Regions from separate parts of the Homo sapiens genome. Here region 2 is linked to region 1. Evidence: chromatin loops called from intact Hi-C (ENCODE). Cell type or tissue: Caco-2. All regions are shown on one strand. Each heading gives the region's core, and the rest is flanking DNA. Links, peaks and the distances in the headings are about the cores only.

Region 1 (4,396 bases), core at 122-4,121:
TTGAGGTCAGGAGTTCAAGACAAGCCTGGCCAACATGGTGAAACTTTGTCTCTACTAAAAATACAAAAATTAGCCAGGTATGGTGGCACATGCCTGTAATCCTAGCTACTTGGGAGGCTGAGGCTGGAGAATCACTTGAACCCAGGAGGTAGAAGTTGCAGTGAGCTGAGATGGTGCCACTGCACTGAGTAATAGAGTCAGACTCTGTCTCAAAAAAAAATAATAAAAAGAAAAAAAGAAAAAGGTACATATCTTCAAGTATATATAGTGTACATGTATATAAAAACAAAGTAGACATACTGTAAGATATGAAGGCGGGACTTTGGCTGGCTTCCCCAGCACCTAGAGTAGCGCTTGATGCTCTACTGACTGAGCTATCCGGGCTCTCTAGAATAGTGCTTGATACATGGTAGGTGCTCAAATATCTGATGACTGACTGAATGAATGATTATAGGACTGCCAGACACATTCAGAATACAGGACACATTTGGTCACATTTGAAGTTCAGATAAAGGGCAAATAATTTTTTAGTATATGTCCCAAATATCATGAGACTAATATATAATAAATATTAGTATATGTCCCAAATAAAATATTATATGCTAAAAGACACTTATATTTGTTATTTATCTGAAATTCAAACATAACTGGCTGTCTTGCATTCTTGCTTGCTAACTCTGGCCACCCTAGGAGGGGAAGCTGTTGCTGAGACACACTGAGACCTGAGGTGCGTGCAAGCAGGCAAAGCGGGCCACCAAGCAGGGTGAGGTCAGAATTAGGTGCGGCAGACTTGGTGGGGAAAAGGCTGAGTCTAGCAAGAGACCAGACATGGAATTTCTCAGGAGAGGATTCATGAGGCTTTTGATTCAAGGCTTCCTTTTGGACAGAGTGGCTCAGGGCACTGCAGGCCAGATGTGCACCCTGGTCCTTCAGGAACTGTGTCCTTGGGTAGGAGGCTGTGCGCCCTCGTCAGACCAGTAACACTGTGCTGCTGAAGAAATTTCCATGTATGTTAAAAACATCCAGACCTTTTTAATATAACACGAGGGCTTTAAAATTGTGTGTGTGTGTGCGCGTGCATGCATGTTTGTGTGTGCGTGTGCATGTGTGTGTGTGTGGCGGGGGGAGTATTGTCACTGGAGAGAGGGCTTCTTTAAGAAACAAGCTTGCTAATGCTATTTCAGCAGCAACATCAGAAATCGGGGAAACCACTGAAGTCAAGACAGAGTACTTAGTCCTTCCATTTAGTAAAATGTGAGATTTTTGTTGTCTTACAGGCCAGAAAGGCTGTGACTTGGCCCAGTCGACAGGCAAAGCTAAGAATGAGAGAGGATGAGAGAGAGGAGAAAGAACAGTGCTCAGGAGCCAGCCCCAGAAGGAGGCTACCCTACAGCGGAGGGAGCGGGGGCCTCCGCCACAAGAGCCTGGAGAGCAGGGAGCAAAAGAGAACAAACGGAGACAAAGGATTAAGAGGGTTTTAATGTATTTAACAAATGTAGATGCCGGACCCAGTGGCTCACGCCTGTAATCCCAGCACTTTGGGAGGCCCAGGGAGCAGGATCGCTTAAGCCCAGGAGTTCAAGACCAGCCTTGGCTCCGTCTCTACAAAAAATGAAAAAAATTAGCTGGGCGTGGTGGTGTGCACCTGCAGTCCCAGCCACTTGGGAGGCTGAGGGGGGAGAATCGCTTGAGCCTGGGAGTTGGAGGCTGCAGTGAGCTATGATCGCGCCAGTGCACTCCAGCCTGGGTGGCAGAGGGAGACACTCTCTTAAGAAACAAAAATAAAGAAAAAAAAAAACCCACCCACACAAACACAGAGTTTTTGTTTCCTCTAATCCTTGTTATAAATTACTTGATTGTTCAGTGTATAGCTAAGTCTTACTTTCAAGCAGCAGCGATCGAGTATTATCACAGGTTAGATCCCTTCTGCTTTCAGCTCTTCCTACAGAAATTGTACTCTATACAAGAAGCCCAACTTTGGGGTTTATGGAAAGGTAAACCATAAGTTTTATGCTTATGTTGACAGAAGCCCTGGGTGGGGCCTCTGAATGCTGGTTCAGAACCTGGAGGGGAGATTTCCGTTCCTGGGTGAGACCTGTGAGGCTTATTCTAATTCAGGGCCGCAGAGGACACAACCCTGCTTCACTGCCCTATGTTTACCTTCCTGATCCTTACCTGTAACAAACCTGCACTCTCAGAAGCAAGGCTACAGAGGTTCTTTTCTTGGTCTCTTTCCCTCCCCGAGGTGGCCGGGGTCCTCCACGTCTGGCCCCAGCGTGTCCTCTGGGAACACTGGCTGCCTGGCCGGGTGTGCTGAGAGGCCGGCTGGGAAGGCCACACTGCAACGAACACCTACATTCCAGGTATTGGCAGACGCACTGTCGCACGGTTCTCGCTCTGCGGACTCACTTGTTGAGGTGAGATTTCACTTCCCTCCCGGTGGGTGGCAGCTAACGGATAAGCACACAGAGGAAACTGCAGCAAGCACCTCGTGTTTCCACACACAGAGGCGGCCACCACCCAGTGCCCCAGTTACGCTGGACACCTGGTTCGCTGTGCCTCTGCCTGTCCCAGCGGTGAGGGGTGTGGAGAATCCCTTGGTGGCTGTCCCAGCAGAAGAGCTGACTTCATGTGCTCAGGACACACAGTTGAGGCCTGAGTGGATCTCGTGGGCACTGACACTCATCCCCACGGAGCCTCCCACAGCACATCCTAAGCTCAGCTTGGTTCTGTTGTCCGGAGCCTCCCCTTCTGCCCCTCTCCTCTCCCCCTCACTTCAGACCTCTCAGGCTCTTCGTGCCTTCTGCCTGGACTGTTCTTTAATACTAAAGGTGAAATGAGGAATGAGAGAAAGTGCCTTAACTTCCCACAATAGAAGCTGAATGCTAGACAGAGCCTCAGGTCATATTCACCAAACAGAAGGTCCGAGGCTCTGATTGTGGAAAGAAGGGGACAGGGAGCTCAGGGAGGAGGGAGCTTTCTAGAGGGGAGAGAGGAGAGAGAAGGGTCTTCCATTTACCTGTGCCTTAGACTCAAGGAATTCTCTGGGGGTCTAGACCTCCTGCGGATGAGTGCCCAAGTTCCCACGAGGTACTCAGGACTCTGATCTCAAACCAGGAATTCCCATGCTGGCTTCAGTCCCTGAATCCTCGTGGTCTCCAGCTTGGGCAGTGGTGTCCCTGGCCACGGAATGGCTGTCATGTCATTGCATACCTCCCCAGATACATAAGCAGAGAAGACTGAGTAACGTCACATACCTCAACCAGTAATGTGTTCTTAACTGAATGTCCCAAACCCTTTGTAGCAAAAGAGAAATGAAAGAGAAACCTAAATAACCTTTCTTCGTCTTTCCTGGAAACCCCGCTAAACTAGATTCTCAATGTCATTTTGTGTCCTGAGACTTACATGATAAGAACTTTGTAATAAACCCAGTAAAGAGCTCCCTGAATTAGACTGCCTCATTTGGCAAACAGCTAAAGACCAGGCTGTGTCCTCCTGCAAAGGCTGAGGATGAAGACTGGTGCCTCCTGGTGTTACCTGGTCTGGAAGCTGTCTGTGATTTCTTCTGCTTCAGGTCAGGTGGCAGTAAGGATATTTCTATACCTGAGTCTCTCTCCACGAAACTTAAGAGGAAACTTTCAACAGGTCTTCTTGGCTTGTCGTTTGGAAAGACTCAGGTAGTTTAGAGCCCCAGGCTCTAAACTTTCTTCAGGTTTAGGACTCAGCCTGAAAAGAGGCTTAAAGAAGGAGAACCACTTCCTTATTACGCCCTGCCCCTGGCTTTTTAATTGAAGGAGGGGCTGATCTTTGCCCGTGTAATTTGACTCTAAAAGGAATTCTATATCCATTACCTAGCACTCTTCCTGCCCTTTGGGATAACTAGGTGGGTGTTCTGATACTTCTTTACTATCCTTATCAGTTGTTAGTTAAACAAATGTTTACTGACCGCCTAACATGGTACAGGTACTGTACACATATTTAATCTTTTTTTTTTTTTTGAGACAGAGTTTCACTCTGTTGCCCAGGCTGGAGTGCAGTGGTGCGATCTTGGCGCACTGCAACCTCCGCCTCCTGGGTTCAAGCGATTCTCATATCTCAGCCTCCTGAGTTTCTGGGATTACAGGCTTGCACCAGCACGCCTGGCTAATTTTTGTATTTTTAGTAGAGACAGGGGTTTCACCATGTTGGTCTCGAACTCCTGGCCTCAGGTGGTCTGCCCTCCTCGGCCTCCCAAAGTGCTGGGATTACAGGCGTAAGCCACTGCGCCCGGCCAACATATTTAATCTTAACAACATTGAGAGGCAGGCGTTACGATTCCCATTGCACAGATGAGGAAACTGAGGCTCAGAGAGGTGAAGTATCTTGCTACGGATCCCTATCAGTTGAGCTGAGATCC
Region 2 (4,396 bases), core at 165-4,164, 65 kb before region 1:
CAATTAGTACTCCTCTTTCAGCCCCAGCCACATAACTCCTACCTTTGTTCCATTCTAAAATACCTGGTGCTTCCACTTTCTGAGCTAATTAATTTCATTGTTAGCTTCACTGGCTGTAGGCCTTTAGCTTTCTCTGGGCTACTGTGTCATTATCCCTGGTCTATCTATTCTCCAGCTTCCAAAATTTATATCACTTTCCTGCTCTCTTCTGTTCTTCTGCCTTCTTTGTCCTTATGGGTTTATACCTTCAAAATTATTTTCTTTTTCTTTCTTTCTTTTTTTTTTCCTGAGACAGGGTCTCACTCTGTCACCCAGGCTGCAGTGCAGTGTGAACTTGGCTCACTACAGCCTTGACCTCCCTGGCTCAAGGAATTCTCCCATCTCAGCCTCCTGAGTACCTGGACTACAGGCGCATGCCACCATGCCTGGCTAATTTTTATATTTTTTGTAGAGATGGCATTTTGCCATGTTGCCCAGGCTGATGTCGAACTCCTAGGCTCACGTGATCCTCCTGCCTCAGCCTCCCAGATTACTGAGATTACAGGTGTGTGCCACTGCACCCGGCCTAAAATTTTTTCAATCACCATATTAGTAGAGTTTTAGGAGAGAATATATAAGTAAACTTGTGCTTAGCCTACCATCTGAATGTTGACTCAGGCAATGCCTTCCCATCTGGAATATCTCCCCACTTTTCTTCATTTATTAAAAAGTTGGCATTTTGCTTGCCTCTTTCCTGAAACTTTCCTTGATACTTCCAAAATATCAGCTAATGTCTTTGTTTGACTGAACTCATGACTTAGGAACCGTGAACTTTCTATAAATATTTGAAGGACTGTTATGAAAAAGAAGGAATGAGTATATTTTTTCTTTTTGAGTGAGGGAGAAACTGAATAAAGCAGGGTGGGGGGTATGAACACAGATTTTAGCCCACTGTATAAAAGAACTTTCTCACTGTGCAACAATAGCAGAAGTTGCCTCCTCAGAGTCTGGATGACTCTATGTCTGAGATGATTAGAAATAATTCTTACCTTGGGGTGAGTCAGTCATTTTTTCTAATTGTGTTCTGAGAAGCCAGGTGGGGTGAGAGTGAAGCTGTTCTTCATAAATGCCTCAGGTATACTCAGAACTCTGGGTCCACCACCACTGCTCCTCCAGAGAAGTGCCATTTTTATCTGTTGTATATATAAGTTAGGGTTTTTCAAACTACTGTTCTAAGTTCTTTTCTACATTTCTATGAACTAGAATATTTACTGCACATTGGGCACTTACTTGCTCTTGATTGCATATTAATATCTAGTTTATTGGCTGTTTTCTAGTGTATGTCTTACCATGATTTTTAAGTTTTGTGGTAGAGATCTTGTTTTTTTTTTCTTTTCTCTACCTGTAGAATCTAACTGGTAGTCAGTAAATAATTACCAAAAGTATAACTTGACCCACATGAGTCATTTCTGTTGAATTTTCTCCTTTTCCAAGGTGCTAACCGGATAGTATTAGAAGACTCCAATATCTTGCAGCCTGTGGGACTTACTGTGTTTGAAAACTGGCTCTATTGGATTGATAAACAGCAGCAAATGATTGAAAAAATTGACATGACAGGTCGAGAGGGTAGAACCAAAGTCCAAGCTCGAATTGCCCAGCTTAGTGACATTCATGCAGTAAAGGAGCTGAACCTTCAAGAATACAGTAAGTGTTAATGGGATAAAGCTAATTGGAGGAATCATGTGTTATAATAAATTAATATGTACTTTTGTGGATTTTTAAACTCTGTTTCCTTGAAGACTTTCATGCACTTTTAGTTTTGCCATTTTTTTGAACTCTCCATGCTTTTTTTTTTTTGGAGACGGAGTCTCACTCTGTCGCCCAGGCTGGAGTGCAGTGTCACGATCTTGGCTCACTGCAGCCTCTGCCTCCCGGGTTCAAGTGATTCTCATGCCTCAGCCTCCAGAGTAGCTGGGATTACAGGTGCATGCCACCATGCCTCGCTAATTTTTTTTTTTTTTAATTTTTAGTAGAAGCAGGGTTTCACCATGTTGTCCAGGCTGATCTCGAACTTCTGACTTGAAGTGATCTGCCCACCTTGGCCTCCCAAAGTGCTGGGATTACAGGTGTGATCCACCACACCCAGCCTCTTCATGCTTTTAAAGCCTTATGTCAACCTTACCCGGGAGCTTTTCCAAATTAAACATAATCTCATAAACCAGAAATGGGGGAAAGGCATGGGTCTTGCCTGTTAAAAAAGAATATTTCCTGGTACAACAATGACTGCTTATCATGCCTTGTTTTTCTCTCCTTCAGTTCCTTTGGGAATACTGATAACATAAAGCATCTATTTCTTTTCTTCCCTCTCTATACTTCCCCCCATAGCTTGAAAAAAAGTAAAAATTATATAATGATGAATATAGTTATAATGGGTTAATCTTATTCTTAGGCAAAACAAACTAAAAATTAGTGTGTAAACATAGAGAAGACTCTGTTTAATTAGTAGGTGCTTGGTTTTTTTCCCCCCCTTTGGGATAAATATTTCAATTCCCAGCTTAGAAAAATAGCCATCTCCATGAGCCCCAGGAAAAAAGAAAAGTAGCCAGAAATATTTTCTTATTTTTTTTTGAAAATGGCTAGTCATCTTGGCCTAGTTCTTAATTCATATCTGTCATCAAAATTACCCTAATCATAGAGAGGAATAAATGAGTTTATATATGCAAAACGTTTTTTAAAAAGTGCCTTCCTAGCAGTCACTACTGTTGATCATACATGATGGTACCGGGGATGCCAATGTTAAATTGAGTATGAGAGAGACAATTATTGAAATTCTGTAACTTCTCAGCTCAGTGCTTTTAAATTGAATTTAAGCATGAAAGGAGAATGAAGAAACAGGAGTAGCCCTGTACAAGTGTTCATTATGTTGGTACAGTTCATGAATTTAGAAGTAAAGTTACAAGTAATTGAGAATTAGAAAGTTAAAAATTGTTGTCATTTTATGGTATGACTTGTAGCTCAGGCTGAACATTTAATAGAAATATGATAATGATATCATACCTAAGTTATTTATTTAGTCGATACATGAATATTTTATTACAGAAAATCTCAAGATTTTCAGAATTTCAAGGGAGAGGTTTTATTTAATAACTATTTAAATATGATTGTATATTAGGTAAATCATTTTTTCAAATTTCTAATATTAAAGAGAATGGGATTTTTATCAAAAATGTCATGGAATTAAAGGTTGAGAAACACTGCTACATAGACTGTATATTCTATATAATGTGTGATGTCTGTTTTGGACAGTATGCTCATTTGTAGATAGCTGACTCCCTCAGTCTCAACACAAACTGAAGCAGAACCAATGTTATTGTGGAAGAGAGTCAAATAATAAATGGTGGCTTATATTAGATGTTCATATTTTGTGACGACAGATGTCAAGTTGCTTTTAATACAGGCTAAACAGAAAATTCCAAACAATGATTCTTTAAAAATACAACTTGTGAAACAGACTTTGAAAAGTTGCCTAGTGGTTTCTTTACTTAGCCCATGTATGAGGAAGTTAGACATTTATAGTATTACAAGTTACCTTTTGCAGTTGACCAAATAATTTTGTTTCTGAATTGTTCTGTTACATGTGCCTTTTAAGTTTTTTTCTTCTAATAACTCTTTAATTCTCAATGGATTCCTCATTAAGATACACTTTTTGACTGAAGTTGTCTTTCAGATATACGGATTTTCTGAGTTAAAAATCTTAATATAGGAGAATTCTTATATTTTAAATAGAATAATACTCAAGTTTCAGCATTCTCCCTAGCAATTTTTTGTTGTTGTTTTTTGTAGAGATGGAGTCTTGCTCTGCCGCCCAGGCTGGAGTGCAGTGGCACTATCTTGGCTCACTGTAACCTCCGCCTCCCAGGTTCAAGCAATTCTTATGCCTCAGCCTCCCGAGTAGCTGGGATTACAGGTGCATGCCACCACACCCAGCTAATTTCTTTTGTATTTTAGTAGAGACGGGATTTCACTGTGTTGCCCAGGCTGGTCTTGAACTCCTGAGTTCAGGCAATCCACCTGCCGCAGCCTCCCAAAGTGCTAGGATTACAGGCGTGAGCCACCGCACCCGGCCTCTCCCTAGCAATTTTTTAGTTTCAGTAAACATTTCTTCATATTCACAAAAATTAAGATGAGCTTTACCATTATCTTAAAATATTTTATATATAAATATATAAGGACAGTGGTTAGATAGAAGTAGTTTCTTGTAGGTTGTGTAGAGATTGAGTGAAGAATCATATTGTGTGGAAATAAAAGTCCAAGCTGGACCAACCTGACCACCATGGTAAAATTCCATCTTTACTAAAAACGGAAAAATTGGCCAGGCATGGCGGCAGTCACCTGCAATCCCAGCTACTCGGGAGGC

Evidence for each region. Hi-C counts contacts between places; a loop is a spot of excess contacts. Peaks named below come from ENCODE experiments on the same cell type or tissue, not always from the same donor. Only the 100,000 strongest peaks of a DNase experiment are listed, where the experiment ranks them.
Region 2: a loop joins it to region 1, with 2.2 times the contacts of the local background. A loop is called at or near these places in 1 of 110 quality-filtered maps.

What each region holds. Positions count from the first base shown.
Region 1 is chr12:12,070,279-12,074,674 of GRCh38, reverse strand. It overlaps BCL2L14 (BCL2 like 14), which reads right to left and starts at 3,736. Exons shown (of 6, transcript NM_138723.2): 1 at 3,538-3,736. RefSeq lists enhancers at 1,005-1,692, 3,440-3,529. In Caco-2, for the core only: no CTCF peak of the experiment used is centred there; DNase peaks (open chromatin) are centred at 2,424, 3,163, 3,514 and 3,794; H3K4me3 peaks cover 2,065 bases.
Region 2 is chr12:12,135,612-12,140,007 of GRCh38, reverse strand. LRP6 (LDL receptor related protein 6) reads left to right here. Exons shown (of 23, transcript NM_002336.3): 16 at 1,474-1,683. Among named protein-coding and RNA genes, the nearest start is that of MIR1244-4, 26 kb to the right of the region's middle. In Caco-2, for the core only: no CTCF peak of the experiment used is centred there; no DNase peak of the experiment used is centred there.